Regions from separate parts of the Homo sapiens genome. Here region 1 is linked to region 2. A link is a loop called in an ENCODE intact Hi-C map of the cell type or tissue named here. Cell type or tissue: GM12878. All regions are shown on one strand. Links, peaks and the distances in the headings refer to the core of each region. The heading gives the core; the rest is flanking DNA.

What was found. A loop is a pair of places that touch in the nucleus more often than their neighbours do. Peaks named below come from ENCODE experiments on the same cell type or tissue, not always from the same donor. Only the 100,000 strongest peaks of a DNase experiment are listed, where the experiment ranks them.
Region 1: a loop joins it to region 2, with 6 times the contacts of the local background. A loop is called at or near these places in 3 of 110 quality-filtered maps.

What each region holds. Positions count from the first base shown.
Region 1 is chr7:92,808,294-92,819,057 of GRCh38, reverse strand. The region is part of intron 2 of CDK6 (cyclin dependent kinase 6); the gene reads left to right. Among named protein-coding and RNA genes, the nearest start is that of CDK6-AS1, 23 kb to the left of the region's middle. RefSeq lists enhancers at 8,879-8,988, 9,104-9,248, 9,439-9,488, 8,477-9,676 and a cis regulatory region at 9,171-9,181. In GM12878, for the core only: no CTCF peak of the experiment used is centred there; DNase peaks (open chromatin) are centred at 3,457, 5,367 and 9,187; H3K4me3 peaks cover 2,165 bases; H3K27ac peaks cover 5,291 bases.
Region 2 is chr7:92,629,283-92,640,046 of GRCh38, reverse strand. The region is part of intron 5 of CDK6 (cyclin dependent kinase 6); the gene reads left to right. LOC112268009 (a long non-coding RNA gene) reads left to right here. Exons shown (of 2, transcript XR_002956577.2): 2 at 1-1,841. Among named protein-coding and RNA genes, the nearest start is that of FAM133B, 44 kb to the right of the region's middle. RefSeq lists enhancers at 7,737-7,786, 7,897-7,986. In GM12878, for the core only: no CTCF peak of the experiment used is centred there; a DNase peak (open chromatin) is centred at 8,456; H3K4me3 peaks cover 1,883 bases; H3K27ac peaks cover 4,861 bases.

The DNA of each region.
Region 1 (10,764 bases), core at 1,951-9,950, 180 kb before region 2:
CAGGTAGATTGCTGACTGGTATGGCAATTGTGTATTTAATTTTTAAGAAATTGTCAAACTTCTCCAAACTGGTTGTTCCATTTCCAGTGCTAGTGTATAAAGGTTCCATTTGATTTGCACCCTCCTGAACACTTGGGACTGTCAATCTTTTTATTTTTAGTCATTCTATAGTGAGTGTGAACTAATAACACATTGTGATTTTAATTTGCATTTACTTGATGACTAATGTTGTTGAATATCTTTTCATTTGGCTATTGACCATTCTGATACCTTCTGTTGGGAAGTTTCTGTTCAAATTGACCGTTTTTTAAAATTGAGTTATCTTATTGTATTGTAAGAGTTCTTGAGCAGTCTTTTGTCAGCTACATGGATTACAAATATTTTCTTCAGGTCTTTGGCTTACCTTTTCATTTCCTTAATGCTTTATGTCAAACAGAATATTTTAATTTAACCTAAGTCCAATTCATCTTTTTTTTTCTTTGATAGCTTATGCTTTTTTGTATCCTATCTAATAAATATTTGTTTACCTCCAGGGCATATAGGATTTTTCCTATGTTTTCTTCTAGAATTTTATAGTTTTTGCTTTTATTTTAGATTTGTGATGCATTCAAGTCAAGTCTTTGTGTTTGGCTTGAGCTAAGAGTTCAGGTTCATTTTTCCTGTATGGATATCCAGCTATTTCCGCACCATTTATTGAAAATACTTTGCTTTCTTCATTTTGAATTACCTTGGCAGCTTTGCTAAACATTAGTTGAGCATATACATTTGGGCCTGTTTTTAGACTCTTTGTTCTTTTGCATTGATCTATATATCTATCCTTTTGCCAATGTCATACTTTGATTACTATAATGTATAGGTCTTAATCAGGTAGTATACATTTTCCAGCTTTGTTCTTGTTTTTCAAAATTGTTGTTGCTCTTCTTTTGTATTTTCATATAAATTTTAGAGTCAGCTTGTTAGTTAACACAAAAATTCTCCTATTGGGATAGCATTTAATCTCTATTAATTAGGGCGAAGGCATAGATATTGACACTGACTTCTGATCACGAACATGGTGTATCTCTTCATTTATTTAGGTCTTTAATTTCTCTCATCAGAGTTTTGTAGCTTTTAGTGTAATGCCCTTGCTTGCATTTTATTAAATTTATCTCTTTGCATTTAATGTTTTTGGATGTTATTGTAAAAGGCATTGTTTTTTCTTTTTAAGTGTTTGTCATTGAGAGCTATAGTCTTTTTTGTATAGTGACCTTGTGTCTTGTGATCTGAAAAACTCCCTTATTAGTCTGGTAGCTTCTTTGTAAATTTTAGTTTTTTTACATACACAGACACATCATCTGAGAATAGACAGTTGTACTTTCCCCCCTATATATATATATGTCTTTTATTTCTTTTCCTTTCTTTTTTTGCCCTGGCTAGAACCTCTAGAAAAATGTCAAATAAAAGTGGTGAGAGCAGATGTTTTTGGCTTGTTCCCAATAATAAGGAGAAAACTATTCAGACTTTTGCCCTAAAGTATGATGTTAGCTGTAAGTTTTCCTAGGTGTCCTTTATCAGATTGATGAAGTTCCCTTATATTCCTAGTTTGCTTAGAGAGTTTTTCATGATTGGGTACTGAATTTTGTCAGTGTTTTTTCTGAAGAATTGAATTGATTATTTTTTTAAAAACTCTGTTATTGTGCTGTGAATTATACTGATTGAATTTTGAAAGTTAAACCAAGCTCACATTCCTGGGATAAACCCTACTTGGTCATGATGTAGCCTTTTTATATATTGCTAAAATTTTGTTAAGAATATTCATGAATGATATTGGCCTATAATTTTTTTTATAATAACTCTGATTTTTGTTCTGAGGTAATGCTGGCTTCATAAAACGAGTTGAGAAGTGTTTCTTCCTCTTCTATTTTCTGAAAGATTTTGTGTAGGATTGGCATTCTTTCTTTCTTAAACATTTAACAGAATTTACTAATGAAGTCATCTGGGCCTAGCATTTATTTTTGAGTAGGTTATTAACTACAAATTATATTTTCTTAATAGATATGAGACCTTATAGGTTAGATCACCTTTTATAATTTTGTATTTTTCAAGGGATTTGTCTATCCTAGGGTTTTTTTGGGGGGGTGGTAGTTTATTGGTATAGATTCTTTAACTCCTTATCTTTTTTAATGTCTGTAGAATATGTAGTGATGTCCACTCTTTTATTCCTGATATTGGTAATTTGCATTTTCCTCTTTTTATCTTGACATACAGATAGAGTTTTGTCAGTTTTATTGATGATAATCCAGTTTTTTGTTTCATTAATTTTCACTTCTGTTTGTCTGTGGTCTCTTGATACTTATTTTGTTTTTATCTTCTTTTCCTACTTACATTGGGTTTAATTTGTTCTTAGTTTTAGCTTCTTAAAATAGAAGCTTGGATCTTCAAATATATGCATCTTCCCACAAATTTGAATATGTTGTGGCTTAATTTTCATTCAATTTGGGTTATTTTAAGCCATTTTTAGTTATATATTCTTTAATCCATGGATTCTTAAATTTCCAAACATGTAAGGGATTTTTCTAATTTCTTTCTGTCTAATTCTGTTGTGATCAGAGAACAATTCTGTATGATTCTAATACTTTTTAAAGATAGTAACACTTGCTTTGGTCCAACATATAGCTTATCTTGGTACTTGTTCCATTTGATTTTTTATTTATATATTTCCAATTTTCTCCTCACTGTGTCCATGTTTTCCTTTAAGGCCTTGGGCATTTTTGTAGTGTTTATAATAGTTTATTTAATTTCTTTGTCTGCTATTCCATAAGTTCTGTCATTTCTGAGTCTATTTCTATTGACTGATTTTTCTCCTGCTTATGGGTCATGTTCTGTATGGCTGCATGTCTAATAATGTGTTATTGGATGCCAAACATTGTGACTATGACATTGTCAACTGCTGGATTTTGTTCTACTCCTTTAAAGAGAATTGGATTTTGTTCTGGCAGGCAGTAAAGTTATGTGTGGTTCAGTTTTATACTTCCAAGGCTTATTTTTAGTTTGTCTCTTTTGTTGTTGGGGAGAGGATCTAGTGTATGTAGGCTTTGCTTCCAGGCTAGTTTAGCCCTACTAAGACATTACTCTTTTGTAGTCTCTCTTCTTTGGCTGGTAAGGAGTTTGAAACATTTTCTGCCCTCTGTGAGCTCTGGAATCATTCATCTTACAACTCCTTGGTGATCTTTTCTCAGAAGCTGACCTTTCTTGACTTCATGCAGTTCCACATGTGTAGCTTAATATTCAGCCAGGGACTCAATAGACCCCATGTAGATTTCTGGAGCTCTTCTTCAGTATTGTGTCTTCCAAATTTTAGCCACTTTGGCCTCCTTGTCTTCTCAACTCTGATCTCTGCCTACCCAGCTGGGCAAGACTACAGAATTTACAGAACTCTGAGGTTCCTCCTTCCTGTACCTGTGGTCTGGAAATTGCCTCCAAACAGAAAGCTAGGGCAATCTAGGGCTCACCTCATTTGCTTCCCCTCTCTCAGGGATCACAGTCCTCTACTACCTATAGTCCAATATCTGAAAGCAGTTGTTTCATATGTTTATCTAGTTTCTAGTTGTTTCTGGCAGGTAAGAAGTCTGGACCTTCTTGCTCCCTTACTGCCTTGTATGTCCATTAGTTTTTATAAAGACTGGTTAGCTAGTAAGACTATTAAATAGGATCTTTTCCTCCCTGCTGGCTCTCATTTCTGAGTAAAATTTTTGGGAGACTTGTTTGGCATAGGAATCTTGGGATGGGAGTATGCTTCACAGGCTTTACTTTTGGGTGGCTGGAAAAATGGCTGTCAGGATGTGGAAAAACTCTCAAATGTCACAATAAGAAATGGTTTACTCCAAGATCTTAGGTACAGGGATGGCAATAGGAATGCTAACTGGTGCAGTTACCCTATATACAGACATTTAGTTGACTCCCCTGAATGTGGGAAGAAAATGGCTGCCCTTCTTCCTCCCTTTTTCCATTGCACCTGTTGACTCGTAGTCCAGCTTCTGCTTCCTCCACGGTGCCCTCATGGCTTGTTCTAGGGCAGTGGCCTCCCTTCTAGTAAAAATATTTGAGCATGTCACTGATATTCACTGAATTATAAAAATTATGTACATATACAGATATATTATTATATATTTAATAAAAATAATGATTTTGAAATGAAGGGGTACAAAATACCTAAAAATAGAAGATATTTTCTTAATACATCTCCTGATTATATGTTCTTCACTTTGGAGACTACTATCTCTTTGGTGACTTCTTCCATCACCTTATTTCTGTTTATTTTCAGTCACCCAGCAAATTTACTAAATTCTCTCCTTTTTGTGTATGTGGGACGCCCTTTTGTAATTATGGGTTTATTTCTTTTACTGAGAAAGAATGGAGGCAAATATTTGTGATAGGTCCACCATTTTGAACTGGAAGTCTGATTACACTTCTTAAAATAAATTTTTGAATAATCAAAATGTCTTTTTTTTTTTTTTTTTTTTGCAATTCAGTTTGCTTTCCTGGTTGGGAGCAGAAGGGCTGCAGCCCAAGAATTGCTTATTACCTGCGGGAAGTTTTTGTTATGCAGCAGTTCTTAAATTTGGGTAATGTCAAAGGGCATGTGAACCAAGGAAGTTGTCTGCTAATTTCACCAGAAGCAAAAAAGTTTAAGAACAGCTGCTCTGGAGAAATATTGGGATCACATGAGATATACTTTTCCCCTATTTATTCCACATTCCTTAATTTAGAGGACAGTATAACCATCTGGAGAGGATCCATAATTGAAGAAAGAACATTGTTTCATTCTTCTGTTGCTGATTGCACCTGGCTATATAAATTCATTGTCATCTTCTAGGTTTTCATACTGTTGATATACCATCCCTGAAACCAACAGCTGATATAAATTGTAACATAGAAAAGCTAATTTGACATCATATTGGGAATGTTAGCCAATTGATTTTTCTTAAGGGAAACAAACTGAAAAAATAAGCCCACTATGAATTAATTCTTTGCAGGAAATTCCCATGTCTGATTATTTAAAAGAATAAATTCTGCATGCAAATGAATCATTACAAGCTTAATTGAAGCTTGCGGGATACTCAAGTTTACTCACTGTGGTGTGTTTTTGATGGAGACAGGAAGTGAAAAAGCAAGGTCTATGAGACTTTTTTTTCCTATGAAGTCTCAGCCAGTCTTTTAATGTTTCTCATTGAGAAACTTTGGTTGGGAGGGTAAATGACTCAAGGTATCTATTGCTGCTTAGCCGTTTTTAAGGGGGCATTTCCCCCCATGTTCCTCCCCTCCCCAAAATAGCTAATTATGTACTGGAAGTTTCAATACATTGTTCACAGTTTGTGAAGTCAGCATATTTCTGGAAGCTCACTGTGAATGTAATTCTTAACTGTACAAATGCTTTTGTTTCTCCATCTCTGCAGCTAGCTCTGTACTGTAAGGACACAATTCTATCGCTATTTTTTCCCTCACATTTGATGTGGTAGTTTGCATACAGCTGCAGAGTAGACAGTTACCTTTGAAAGGAACATTTGGCTGCTCTAATTTGATTAAAGAAAACCACCTCAATCATTTCTAGACTGAGAACGTTTTCATTTTAACTTGGCAGTAGGAGTTGGGAATGTACTCATTGCACTTAGATATGTGGGGGACCAGTTAGGGAACAAAACCAACTGCTTGAATGAAGAAAGCTTTGGTGCATTTTTTTTTTAAAAGCAAGCAGTATGATTCCCTTTCTGTTTCCCTCTCAAATTCTCTACAACCTTGATTTTCACCTCCATCTTCTTTTCACGGTTATTTACTTTGTAATTCCAGTAAACGAATTCTGGCAGGAATAGACTGCTACCCTAAAGTGATTTGTGATTTAAAGGACTTCAGGGTCCTTAAAAATTATCCCATTTTACATAGAAATAAAATCCCAAATCATGAATTACTATGAATTGCATATATTTTCTTGGCCACTGTTGAGAAAGGCAAAAAAAGTTGTTAGATCATGGGTGTACAGACCAAGGCTGGGAATTTAGTTGTAACTTACTTAGAAGAAAATTGCTCCTTGTCAGAAGGCTGCAGTCAACTCACATATATGCCCTTTGTTTCTGACATAGAAGAGGGTCTGATCACCAAATTAGTATGACAATTAAAAATAAATTCTGGTGATTGTGAATTGGCATCAACTTTATATATGTTTTTAGAAATGATTGAGCAGTGGTTAATGTCTGTACGGTAAACCATGAACAAACTTTTGAACCACAGCTCAGTAATTCAATATATGATATCCTTGTGAAAGGTACTGTGCTGTCATCTTAAAAAGTTTGAGTGTGGGCCAGGCACAGTGGCTCATGTGTGTAATCCCAGCACCTTGGGAGGCTGAGGTGGGAGGATTGCTTGAGGCCAGGAATTTGAGACCAGCCTGGGCAACGTAGTGAGACCTCATTTCTACAAAAAATATTTCCTAAAATTTAGCCAGGTATAGTGGCACTCACCTCTGGTCCCGGCTACTCTGGAGGCTGAGGTGGGAAGATCAAGGCTTGAGCCTAGGAGTTTGAGGCTGCAGTGAGCCATGATCACACCACTTGACCCCAACCTGGGAGACAGAGCAAGACCCTGTCTCAAAAAAAAAAAAAATTGAATGAGAAAATTTAAATTAAAAGTCTGAAGCTACACATGGGCCTCAGAAATAACAAACACTATTACTTATTGATTATTGGATATTATTGATTACCTAAGAGAGGAGGTCAAATGTGGGTTCACATTCCAGTTCTGCCACATGACTATGTGTCTTAACCCCATTATGCTTCCTACCTCTAAGCTTCAATGTCTTCATTTGTAAAATTAGGACACATATTAAGTGATGTCTCTGAAGTTAGGTACCTTTTAAGTGTTTTGTTTTGTTTTGTTTTGTTTTTTTGAGTTGGAGTCTCACTCTGTTGCTCAGGCCAGAGTGCAATGGCACCATCTTGGCTGATTGCAATCTCCACCTCCCAAGTTCAAGCGATTCTCCTGCCTCAGCCTCCTGAGTAGCTGGGATTACAGGCACATAGCTAATTTTTGTATTTTTAGTAGAGACAGGGTTTCACAGTGTTGGTCAGGCTGATCTCGAACTCCTGACCTCATGATCCTCCAGCCTTAGCCTCCCAAAGTGCTGGGATTACAGACATGAGCTGCTGCGCCTCGCCCTTTTAAGTGTTTGATACTTGTCAAGTACTTAGTTGCCTTACTTATTCCTCTCCTTCAGAATATTTTGTAGGGGGGTGGTTTTGTTAATAGGATTGGTGGCAGAACTTGACAAAATCTTCAAATTCTAATATTATGTGCATCTCTCATTCTCTTGGACAAAATGATTAAGTCCATTAGGAATCTCTCAAGTCTGCCTACTTTTTCTCTGGTTAAGTGTGACATTATATCAGGTAGTAGTTGCAAGGGCAAGGCATAGGTACTACGGACATAGGAGCTGTTCAACAAATGGTTGCTATTAGATGGAGTTACACTGTCATCTTGAATGCCACCTTCTGCCATCTTCAAGTGCTATAATTATTTCCACATTTAATCTCAAGACTGTTCACTCGAAGCCACCCCAGTTTGTTCTTCCTTCTGAGAGTCAAAGGCCAAGAAAGAATCTTTTCATTTTGTTTTTACACACGGTAAGGAGGGCGTAAATATTTTCAGCCACGTGTCTCAGTGTACAAGGATGGTGAAGGGACTAAAACGATGTTTGCCTAAAGTACCCTGCTACATTGGGGTTTGAGCACTCAGGATTTCTAGTAGATACAACATTATAACTGTAGTTGAATCCCAGGCTCGTTCACAATGCTTATTTATATAGCTGAAGAATGTCCAATGAGTAAAATACTGCAGAAAGCAATGCTGGAGACCTGTGGAAATTCTATGAGAAAATGCTGGGTACTGATTATTTATGTTACTTCAAATTTTCTTTCTCTCAATAAAGTATTATTTTGATATTTCTCCTATATAATTGCCTTTTTTTTTCTTTGGCGCTGGGGGGGTTCTCATTCTGTCACCGGGCGCGATCTCGGCTCACTGCAACCTCCGCCTCCTGGGTTCAAGCAATTCTCCTGCCTCACCCTCCTGAGTAGCTGGGACTACAGGCACGCACCACCATGCCCAGCTAATTGTTGTATTTTTAGATGGGGTTTCGCCATGTTGGCTAGGATGGTCTCAATCTCTTGACCTCGTGATCCGCCCACCTCAGCCTCCCAAAGTGCTGGGATTACAGGCGTGAGCCACTGCACCCGGCCTATAATTGCTTTTTTTGAAGTATATTTATATAGCCCTTTACTATTGAATTCTGCCCATCTACTTACTATTACTGTTTATCTTCTTATGTCACTTCCAACCTGGGTGACAACTTAAACATTCAAATCCAGTAAAATTATTGTATGTTTCTAATAAAATGCATAGAAGCTAGCCTGAGACTGAAGTTTTGTTTTTTAAAAAATATGTAATGAATTCATCACTTCTTTTCGTCATGACAGTTGTCTACTTCTTAAGTGCTGTTAATATAATTACGTTCACAGCAGCAGTGAGGGAGACTGGGGGAGGATTGTTATTCCCGTCTTGCAGATAAAGAAACAGACAACGTAAATGACTTGCTCAAGGTCAACTGTCTGCTGGCAGAGTCAGGACTAGACCACAAGCCTTTTGACTCCAGGGTGTTATTTCCCCTATTATATAGTTTTTCTACCTAATACTACAAGTGTTTCAGTCATGCAAAGGTCATTTGGATTTGACTGTTTTAGTAAGACCTGCTTGGCAAATTAAATGCACATAAACTGCATGCTGACAAAGGCATGCTGTTTATTTGAAGAGGAAGCTATCTTGACTTACTGGAAACTAGAGGTATAATGGCTTAATTCTGACAGATAGTAAATGATATACATATACACACACATACACACGCATATATATTTTCAAACAATCTATTTTCATAGCCATATCTAGAGACCAGCATATAGAATTGACAGTGTTAAGTAGTGTTATTTGTTAGGGTTCATGCTGCTTCTCAACTTGGTGGCAGTTAGCTTTCCATGACCTACCCTGCGTTACTGAGAAAAGGATGGAAGAGTAGCAGGTCAAAGGAAGTACGCATACCTTTGAATCTGGCACCAGAAGTGCTGACGAGGATGTTGCATATGCTCACGATGACTCAGCACTTCCTGGTTTCTCTTTTCAGCCACACTCTGGCTAATGATATCGAATGACCTTGGTTCAAACTGAGAGTTTCAGGGAACCTTTGGTTTCTTCATCATCAAAAATTTGCAGTCTTTCCTTTCTGTTTTTAATTAGTTAATGGTACTAGGTATGAACCATTATATTTCACACTGGATTAGATACTTTTTGTTCTTAAGATGGTCACAATCTAAGGAAGTAGCTTTGACCCTGGACTATAAATAAATATACCCTTACCTCTCAAGTAAGAGCAGTCCTGCTATAACTCATTTGGTCTTTTATTGTTTCTGTGCAACCTAATAAGTAGGGCAGGAGTGGAAGGAAATGGAGTTCAAACTTCAGTTGCACTGTTTGCAGCTTTGGTTTTAGGAAAGGCTTAGTGACCAGTAAGGCCAAGTAAGGGAAGGTAATTGTGGATCTGCCCCTTGGGTCCCTCATCACTTTCTGAATGGTCCAGAATAGGTCTACCATGAGTGAAACCAGATTGTCGTTGTCAATTAGTTTTATATTTAGGATCAGCCACAATTTTTAGACTCTAAAATTATTAACATTGAGCACATTTGGAGATGAAAATTTTCAGAAAACATTGAAAGTTCCAGGAAACCTTGAAACTTTTTAAGCCTGAGTTTTCCTGGGCTATTGAGAGTTTCTCCATGTTGACAGCCAATTTGTTTTACAATTTATGAAACAATTTAAAAACCATTTTATAGATTATCTAGATATATTTCTTTAGAAATATATCTTCATTATTAAAGGAAATCTTAAACCAGTGGTTTGCAGTGAAGGAAATAGCTATAGTATAGCAAAAATATGCCTATATTTAAAATACAAATATTTATTGTTAAATGTGTTTATGTGTTTTCATCTTTACAGAGGCCTCTAAATAGCCAGGATTTCTGGCCCTTTAACTGCTTCCAAATAAGCAAAAGTAAAAATTCCTACAGAAAACATAGCCCTGACCTTTTTGCACATGTAATCCAAACAAAAAGTTAGCTTTGAAATGGAGTCTTGTTACATAATCATACTGAAAATATGCAGTAATATGTATTCCTTTGAATATCTTTCATTCAGAAACATATTTTTGTTTATTTGACTATCCTCCCAGCTGAAAATGGGTTATGTTCTGGTTGTTCATCTAACCACCCTACCTCAAAATACTTGAGAAATCACATGAAGAATTTCATTCCAAAGCATACAATTTTCAGAAGGGCTCAGGACATTGGAAAATTGCACATTGGATTTAACTCCATTGATGATTTAAATAAATAGCAAATAATGCAAGAAGATAGATAAACAGAATATACAAACACAGTTTTTACTAGGCAGAATACCTGTCCAATTAATAGTGAATTATTTAAGCAGCATTTACTTTATAGAAGGCACTTTAAGTGAATCATTTGTTTCAGATCTGTCTGTAACATTTCTACCAAACTATTTGGCCGACTATACCTTATGGTATCAAGCATTCTAAATGTGAGAATACTGGCCAATATAGGCAAAAGCAAAGAAACCTCCCTCTTTTCTTGTGTGTTCTCTCAGATGCTGCTATAGAAATCTGAGAATTGG
Region 2 (10,764 bases), core at 1,494-9,493:
TCTATATATACATTAAACATATTATTAAGGAGAACCCAGAAGAAGATATTTAGAGAGATAGATACCCTTGGATTCAAAAGATGAGCAATCAGAAAAATTATACCATAATTTGAATTTGCTTATATTTTCCTTTTTGGCTTTCACTGGCTAGCATGTTCTCAAGTGATGACAGTTGGGCTGATTGAGAGCCGTTAGTCAAATCCAGTAACAGTATTAATCTGTGGTTGGAAATGACTGTTAAAGTAAGTGCCAGGCTATTCAGTTGTGGTTTTTATTCCAGCTTCCAATGGTGCCAGGCTTCCAGCAGGAGGAATAGAGGCTGTGGTAAAGGAAACCGTTGGCAAATGAAAGAAACCAGAAACTGTCACTACCCATAACAACGAAACAACAAAAAAATTTACAGAAAAGGAAGGGGAGACAAAGGAAATTGTTTAAAGTGGTTGAAGCCTGTACAGTCTGATGTGATCATTAGGCGTGAGGGTGCCGCAGCATGGTGGTGCCTAAGACACTGACTCCAATTTTCCAGTGAGAACAGGAAGGCTTTAAGCACCAAAGCCATGCTGTCCAGTAATACTGCTGAGCAAGAAAGCTTTTCTTGAAGGAAGAGAATAGCGTTTAATTGAGACTATTTTTGTCAGTCTCCTAACATGCTCCTCAGACCACTAATATGCAAAAGAACCTAAGGATCTGGTCACCAAGTTACGTCAAAAGAGTTTACCCCATAGTCCTTTTTACTGCCTTTTGCAGAACAAACGTTTAATAATGTCGCTATTGTTCATTGGTTATCAAGAAATAACTCATTGTAACTCAGAAGTGCTTAGCAAAGAATCTATCTCATATGTACTTTCTTTATTTCAAGAACTTTAAGGAGGCAGGTTTTCTACGTGTGTTCACCAAAGCGCCAAGATTTTTTTTAATATTTTGAGAAAATATTTTCAGTAAATCTGTATTCATTGAATGAAATATTAAGTGGATCCATAAAGAAGCAGATGATATAAGTCCCAGGATAACATCAGGAGAATCTGAACACAGTGTAGCTGAAGCATTTCATCACCCCCCAACAAGAAAATTGCTATTTTGCCAACTATTCTACCACATTGCAGTGTTTCTAAGATCTACATTTTTTTCACATTTATTTCTAAAAATCAAAATGTGAATTGCAGTCAACTGGTGACATCTTAGATCTGATGAGATATGGTGGTTCTCCTGGAAAAGCAAAAGTTAGTAATTTTCAGCATATCATTGGCATCCAATGTTTAACTCTGGGGGGGTCAAAAGACATCTTCAAGCACTAGTGAAGAAGACATATTTAATTTGAGGACATTTTTATTATAATTTAGTAGGTAAGTGATGTTCCTTCAAGGCATTCAAGGAACCCACTCTGGAATAGACTAAAGAGACTCTGAGTCAGTTAGTGTTGCCCACGAGGGTCACAGCCGGTCAATGGCAGACCTGGACTGAGGTTCCTGCCCAGTCTGGAGGGTCAACACAGGGTGTGTTGTCCTGCTACCTGTCAGAGCAGGCACAAAGCAAGACTCAGTGAGGCAGACCCCGATTTGCTCTGAAGCATCCTTCTATCTGGGCATTGGCAGAACTCCCAAATGAGTGGGTAAAGGTACCAAAAAAGTTCAGCCTCAAATGAGTGGGTCAGTAAGACATGAGACAGTGAAACGTTGTTCAATTGTGGGACATGGGATTGGCTTGGCAGAGTCACTCTGCTCCATGCTCAGCCTGCAGCCTCCTCCCTGGTATCAAGGCCTTCCTACTTCCAGGTTCATCTTTTGAAATACATCATTTATTTTCAAAATATACTGATGTTAATAAAAATAATGCCAAAGATATACTAAAAGTTTATTTTCTATATCTTTTGGAAAATTTATAAATTTCCATATAAAGAAAATGAAAATGTCTTTTAAATTTTTTAGCATGCAAAACCACAGTAATCCAAAGTATACATTAGTTATGAGCTAAAATTATACCATCTGAAGGTGCATTTTATGAGCAATGCATACAATGTCTATTAACAAATTATACCAACATGTTATTTGTAATACGTTAAATACTTTTACTCATAATGCTTTGTAAGCTTTAAAGGGCCCTACTTAATTAGATGGGATAAATGAACACAGCACAAACTTTCATTTTTTTTTAATGCCTTTCAGCAAGTGATCAAATTTTGAAATTTATCTCAGCGTTCTCTTTTTTCCTGCTTCCCCAAAACATGGTAATCACCTTGTATGTATACCATTGGCCTTGTCGTTGGCTGTTATTGCATAGTAGATGTTGAGTTTTTAAATTTGATATTTGATCTTGACTTAACCTAAGTCTCAGTTTCTCCCTTTGAAATGAGGATAATGATATTTACTTAGCAGAGTGTTATTAGGAGTAAATGAGACAACATATGTGAAACAAAGCAAAGCAGCCCCTTTCCTGTAATAAGTGTTCAGTAAATTGAATTTATTATTATTATTAGCTGTTGATGTTGAAGAAAAGTTATTTACTCAACACTTTTTAGGTCACACTGGTTTTTATCTACTTAATTTCTTAAAAATAATGATCTTAAGGTGAAATTCTCTTACATATTTCCTTAAAATTCATTCAGGATTTTTATCTAGCCAAAAGTGATCAGAAGTTATTTTATAGTTTGAAAGAATCTGAATTTCATTTTCAAGGAAAATGTGTCCCTCAGTTACAATGCCAAGACTACGAGTGATGATCAAGAAGTCTAACTGGTCAGTAATTAAACTTTATATTGGAAGTAGACATTTATTTGCTTAATATTCCAAAATCTGACTAAATTGTTTTCTAAATTCAAAAGGAGTTTTTGAGTAAAACAGTCAGTTGCTATTTAACCCGTAGGTCTGTAAAACCTGGCAGCCCTCTGTGGCCACATAGTCTTAAGTACAGTATAGAAGAAATACCTCCCAAGGCTTTTGTTTTATGTCTACATATTCATCTCTTTCTAAAACCGTAAGTGTAGCAACATGTGGCTGCATTTTTAACAACTTTTATTGCACTTTCATATTAAAAAGCAATATACCAGCAAAATTTTTGAAGTTTTCATTTAGGAAAATACAATCGGGCTGGGCGCAGTGGTTCACACACCTAAATCCCAGCACTTTGGGAGGCCGAGGTGGGCAGATCACCTGAGGTCAGGAGTTCGAGACCAGCCTGGCTAACATGGCAAAACCCCATCTCCACTAAAAATACAAAAATTAGTCAGCATGGTGGCGCATGCCTGTAATCCCAGCTACTTGGGAGGCTGAGGCAGGAGAATCGCTTGAACCCAGGAGGCAGAAGTTGCAGTGAGCCAAGATTGCGCCACTGCACTCCAGCCTGGGCACTCCGTCTCAGGGGAAGAAGAAAACATATTTCATAAATATTTTATCTTTTTTAACATATATTTTTACCAAAATGTAATTATTTATTCCTGTACATGCTGTTTTTTATCAAATGCTGTTTCATTTCTTATGAGTGACATAAAGCCTTTGCCGGTGATATTTTTCTCTTATAGTTATAAAATCAAAAATATGACAGAGAGTTGTACCTCTCTAGAGAATGTATAATGCAAATGGATCTTATATATAATCATATCCCCTCAGCCTTCTCATTCTTGTAAGTTCATTTGCTTCATAAATAAACTAAATAGTTTGTACTGAAACCAGAAGTTGACCTTAATATTTGTGTTGGCTGGGCACAGTGGTGCACGCCTGTAATCCCAGCACTTTGCGAGGCTAAGGCAGCAGATCGCTTGAGCTCAGGAGTTCGAAACCAGCCTGAGCAACATGGCAAAACCCTGTCTCTACAAAACAAAAAATACAAAAATTAGCCTGGTGTGGTGGCATGCCCCTGTGGTCCCAGCTACTCAGGAGGCTGAGGTGGGTGAATGATTGACCCAGAAAATGGAGGCTTCAGCAAGCTGAGATCACTTCACTGCACCCCAGCCTGGGCAACAGAATGAGATCTTGTCTCAAAAAATAATAATAATAACAAATTTAAAAATATTTCTTATAACTTTTTTTTAAATGTGCTACGGATAGATTGCATTTAAATACTTGATAAAATAGTATTGTTTAGAAATCATGATTAGCAAAACTGATTACAGCTCCTGCTCTTATCACGTCCCTGACTATGTCTAAGTTACAGAATCTTCTCAGCCATAGTCCTCACCTAAATAAGGAAACGCATTTATCCCCTTATTTGTCATTTTCCTAACTTCATCATCTATAAAGTTTTCTTAGTGATCTTTTTAAATAGCACAGCACGGTATCATGGGTAAATTAAATCTAGAGATTTGGGCCAAAGATAGGACCAAAATAACAGCATTGAATTTTCCTTGCATATTTAGTCATAATGAAACAAGGAAAAGAAACCACAGGACAGAGAAAAAGGAGAAGGAAATACAGTATTAAGCAAAAATAAATAACTTTGGAACGAGTAACAGTTCATTCTATTTGTTCTTGATTGGTAGCCTTACTTTTACTGAGCAGGTTAATTTTATTTCTCAGCAGTTTTAACTGCTTCATTCACATGGTTTATTATTTTGTGTTATTTTCTTCCATGATATGGAGTACGACAGAAGCTGTGATATCTGTTTTTTAGCAGATGAGCAGAGATTAAGTGGCCTGCCTGCACTCTGGGATTTATTTGTTAATCAGTTACAGAGCCAGCACTAAGAGCTGGATCTTCTGTCTCCTGGTCTATACTCCTTTCCATAACATGTGGTAAAGTGCTTCTCCCTTGTTCTGAAGAAATCCCTACAGGGAACCTAACACTGCCCTGATCTGGAAACAACATTGTTACCTGACAGGCCGGTTTGCCAGGGTGACCATTCTTAAGTGTTTTAGGGAGCTAGGATTAATCTTTTTTTCCCAAGAGGAAGTAGCAATAAACTGTGCACCAAAAATAACGCTTTAGCTGCTAAATTCTGCTTAGTAGGTGGTTTCCCAAAGATGATCCAATGCAATGAGTCATCCCTCTGAGCACTTACTGCACATTATTTCTTTTTACTAATCCTCGGTGCTTTTGGTTGCATGTTTTTTAACCTTTAGAGCCCTCCTGGGAGGTTCAGAGTCTTCTCACTATGAATATAAAACAGACTCTACTACATCCCCCCACATGTCCCTCTTGTCCTTTACTTCCTATACTTTTCAAATCTAAGATAATCCATCACTTAGGAGAACAGTCAGGATCATGTCCAAAGATAAAAGATCAGCAGTAAGTTTCTCCAGAGTTAGCAGCAGCTCCATCTCATTCCCAGTATAAAAATCAAAAATGTAGATGGATGTAAGTCAATGTGTAGAACCCATATCAAGAAAACTATAAAACTTGATTGAGATACATAAAAATGACTTTCCTAGATATAGAGAATATTTGATTATTAGAAAGATATTAAATATTCCATTTTCCTGAACAGGAAGATTGAATAGTTGTAAGGATATAAAAGGTTTCCAAATTAATTCATAGGTTTATGCAACTCCAGTCAGAATTCCAGTGGGATTTCCTGAAATGCATTTGGAAGAGTTAAACTGGTGAAAATAGCCAAGAATTTTTTGTTACCAAAAAAAAAAAGTTATGAAGAGAAACTCCTGCTACCAAGCACTAAAATACATTATGCAACTACAGTAATAAAAATAATGTGGTACCAGCAGAAGTGACAGACATTAATGGAACAGAATAGAGAATGAGACTTGAAACCCTAATTTAGGAAGTGATGCAATTTATCATAAATCACAAATCTGGGAGGACAGAACGGCATATGCAACAAATGAGAATAGGGTAATTGGTCAATTTCATGGGGGAAAAATGGTAACCTGATTAGATTCTCACTATTCCTCACCACAGAGCAAATGACAGATGGCTTAAAGAGTTACATATTAAAAGTGAAGCCATAAAAGAATAAAGAAACTATAGGAAGTATCTGTGACCCTAGAATGGAGATATATTTTCAAAGCATTAAGAAGTCACAAACAAAAATACTAATATATTTGATTATATAAAAATTGAAAACTTTTGTTCATCAGAAAATAAAAACACTGCCAAGTTAAAAAGCATGTGATAATCTTGGAGAAAATGAATGAATATGACAAAGGTGTAATATCCTTAATGAATAAAAGAGCTCTTAAAATTAATTGGAAAGCCACTAGCACACCCCACTGTAGCTACACTACATTCCTATCACACTGTGTACATATCACAGTGCTAAATCATTTTATACTCATAATACAGTTCAGATGACACAAGACAGTATTAGAAATTCAGATCTTATTTTCCATTCACATATTCTTTGTCCAAAGGCAGTTTAAGGAAACTAACACATTACATTATGCTATAAATACTTCAGAACAGTTTGTCCACATTGACACTTCCATTTCCTAAAATGAAACCCTCGCTGGCCCACAGAGGGAAAAAAAAAAAAAAAAGGCTAGCTTTGTTAACCAGCTTTATTTCAACAAGCACATCCACATGGTAAGAACTTCCTCTGATGAGTCATCCACAGTTGTCAAACACCAACTTTCCTTTGTTTGGCCCATGCAGAAATCAGGTCTGTGGAAGCACAGTTCAAGAGTCTGAATCATTTAATTGTGTTTTATTCATATCTGAATTTGCATCTGTCACAAACCCAATGTGTCCACCGTGAAAAATTGCATCCTTCAAATATTACTGAACAAAAAACCCTATTCAAATAGGTCTGTTCTGTCTAGATTGTCTGTGAAATTTCTGAGGAATGTTGTGGGCTCTGTTTCCTGTACCAAATTGTTGAGTTATCACACATCATTGGATTCTACCCAAAGTGTGCTGGATAGGCATATTATATTCAGACAGGATACCAGTTGTCTTTACCATTCATAAAGGAAAAAGAAAAGATTACTCCTGCTCCCTGCCATAAGATATAAACTAAGAAGTGAAAATGTGTGTACCCATAGTTTTTTTAATGTGTCCTTGATTTCTTTTCTTCACCAAGATTTGAGTTTTATTCAGTCATAGCTTTGTTATGCACTTTCTTGTCACCCTGTACTTGTTCAAAACTAAGGACTATAGTCAAGACTCAGATCCTGCCCTGGGATTGGTGCCATCTTAGCTTGTTTGGAAAAAAAAAAAAAAAAAAAAAAAGATCTTTAGAGATACCATCATATCCATTTGTATATAAAAAGAGAAAAGAATGGAAGTGATGCTGTGTAATTTATTTTCATCTATTTACTCTATTTTCCAAATTTTCCACAATGCGTATATATTTTATAATCAAGATAATCTGTTACTTTTTAAATTTTTTATTTTTAATTTTTGTGGATACATAGTAGATATATATGGGGTACATGAGATGTTTTGATATAGGTATGCAATAATTTGTTATTTTTAACAGTACCCATGATGAATCATTCAAAATATAAATTCAGTAAATAAGCTTTTTGAAAAAGTTAAACTTGCTGTTGGGCCAGTAAAATTTTATTCTGATAAAATAAATGCTAGCTTTTGTTGATTAATCACCACACTAAACTCACAATACTAGACACTGGTAGACAACATCACTGACATTCAAGGGCCAGAGCCCTTATTTATATGTTGAGCACATTATAATTTTTTAAGGAAAAAATGAGAAAATCAGTCTTTCAGTGTTTGGACTATTTTTAACCAATGATTGAATCCAATTTGAGAATATTTTTAGATCATTTGTAATGCTTTATGACTGATACTTTTGGTTCCATTTTGAGCAAAGCTTCTTTTTTTCTTTTTAAAGAAGCCACTTCAGCCAACAGACACTTCCATTTCAGAAAATGTCTAGTGATTATTTTCCCCCAAAGGCAACATGAAAACCTTCAGCCTCAGAAAGATGTCATTTTGCTGACATCCGGCTGATGTCAATATTAGAGTTTTTGCAAGAGAAAGGTGTGTGAGCATAGAGGTGATGATAATTATATACTCAAAGACACACCCACAACAGAGCCCATAAGACTCCCTTTGGCAAAAAATGTTGTATTGAAGACAAAACCAGTGGATTCAGAGGTTAAAAGTAAGAAGTAGTTTTGAGAGCCACATTTTAGTTACCGTAATGTATGTAGTATTTGCTGTTGAAATGTCTCTATTAGACAGACTTACTTTTGTATTTTCTAATTTTTATTCCTTGTATCAATGTTGCTTTGAAGTCAGCCTATCATGAGAGAAAACTTGACTCACTTAGCTAGTTCATTTTCAGAGGTGTGTGTTACTGATTAATGTAGCACTCTCTCTTGCTCCACCTACACAGCACTTCAGAATCATTCTCAACCCAGCTTACAGCCTATCGCTACCAACCAGACTGGATGAAATCTCCTTGTCATCCTATATGTGTAGGTAGCTCCACCCCAGTGACCCCCTAGTTGTGGTTGCCTCCTTAGATCCAGCACTTCCTGCAGACTATTAATTTAACCATGTAGACCTAACCATAGGCAATGCTCTTTCCCTGCAAAAGAGGCAAGGTGCGTATAGTTTTACGAAGTCATTTACTGAAAGAGAGAAATAACATCTTGAATTGTGGTATGAGGAGGGGACTCCCCCCAGTCTAGTCCCTTATTACACAGTAGCAGTGAGTTATTAGGAAAAAAGAGAATAAAACCTGTCTGTCTGGACCACTTTCATTCTGATTGTTTTGAGGTATGCTCATTTGATTTTTTTAAACAGCCTGCCCCACTGAAATAACAAAGAACTTAATTTTTTTAAAAAATTCTGTCTTCTACAGCCTCTTGCTCTGAGTCTCCTGGATAGGGTGACCAACCATCCCAGTTTGCCTGGGACAGAGAGGTTTCCCAGGACACAGCATTTTCAGTACTGACACTGGGACAATCTTGGGCAAACTGGGCTCGTTGGTTACCCTATTCCTGGGCCCTCTCCTACCCAAATGACCAGGTATTGAAGAACAACAGTGCTAAGGTTCCTACTCATGAACGAATTCCCTGGTAAAGCTTTTCCTTCTCTCCCAGGAAGGCACAGTATAAAGCAAGACTGGGAGTTGTGAGACAGAATAAGTTTATTATGTGGTATGGTGAGGTTCTAATTTGGTCGAGTGATATCTCTAGTTCAGAGTTCTGCTGCAGAGTGAAGGCAATTGATAAGCCCTGAGCCCAGTTAATAATCAGAGCCTCACTAATTAATCAGTGGCACTCATTTTGCCAGGTGTCCCTGATCGTCTCTAATCATCTATTCTGTCTCCACACCACACCATCACCCTTGCTCCAAATGACCTTCCAGCATGTTGTCATTAAAGTTTTTCAATGCTAAGCCCAATTTAAACTATAGTGAGTATTAAAGCTAGAATTTCCACAAGGGAGCAGAAGGGTTATCCAAGCTCTGTGGTTATATGAAGAGACAGAAGACAGTATTCCCCGGAGTGTTGAGCCTGCGATATCTGACTATTAAAGAAGCCCATAGTGACAGGAGTGATTCCATGGGGGTACCATATCCTTGACTTGCCTCCAATTTTTTAATAATACTAATATAAAGTCTTCACCCTTGTGAATTATAGCTTCCGAAGTTTGACTCAGATTTATTTTCCTGGTTCTAAAACTTTCTTTCATTTGCAAAGTTTTTCAGTACTTGCTAGTCGCCTAACTTCATGGTTAGAGTGAGAATTAAAATGCAATAATGCATTAGGAACCCAGCCCTTGGAAAGTGCTAAATACATCATCATTTCTTTCCCAGCCTTAAGAATCCCCCTGAACAGTGTGATTGGAGAGCAAGAGATAAGGGAGGCTTTGGAAGGGAAATAAATAAATAAATAAATAAATAAATAATGTAATTTGGCAAGAAAAAATATCAAAAAGTATATAAAATGAAGAGTTGGATCCTAGTCACAGAAAGACAAATCACATTTATTGCTGCTATAGTAGACAAGAATGTGCCAGCCCAGCTTTTTAATTTTAAAATTATGGAAGATATATTACATTCATTAATATGAAGAAGGACGTGTTACTGACTGAATGTTTGTGTCCCTCCCAAAATTCTTACATTGAAGCCCTAACCCCCAATGTGATGCTATTTGGAGATGGGGCTTTTGGGAGATTATTAGGATTAAATGAGGTCATGAGGATGGGGCTCCCATGATTGGATTAGTGCCATTATAAGAAGAGACACCAAAGAGCATACCCTCTCTCTAGCCACGTGAGTGCATAGCAAGAAGGCAGGTACAAGCCAGGAAGAGGGATCTTACCAGAACCCTACATTGTTGAGTTACCATGCTAGCACCCTGATCTCAGGCTTTCCACCCTACAGAACCACAAGAAAATTAATTTCTGTTGTTTAAGCCACCCAGTTTGCAGTACTCCATTATTGCAGCCTGAGTAGACTAAGGCAGGGAGAGATGACACTGGGAGAATAAAAATGAAATTATTTGAATATTTCAGAGAAGTAACTATTTCTTGGAAATGGGAGATACCCATTCAATTTTTGTCATAGTGATTAGAAATGACTTTTTCATCTCAACGACCGCTTAGTCTTATTTTAGTCATATGTAAAGTTGACTCAGTAAATATATTAATTTATGAGTTTTGTAATGTTTCAGAAATCTGAAGTAGTTTGGTGAGTTCTAGTTTAATTTTAATCCTCAATTTTGAGTTGAAAAATGGTAGGGTTTGTCCCTCTGCTCTCCCTCTCTTTCTTTCTCTCCATCTCTTTCTCTAGAGGAAGTTACTCATAGTCCAGTAAATATGAGCCCTCTGTGGATAAATAAATTATTCACATCGGTAACAAGGAAAAATTAATTCAGCTATTTATTTTTAAGGAAATTACCAG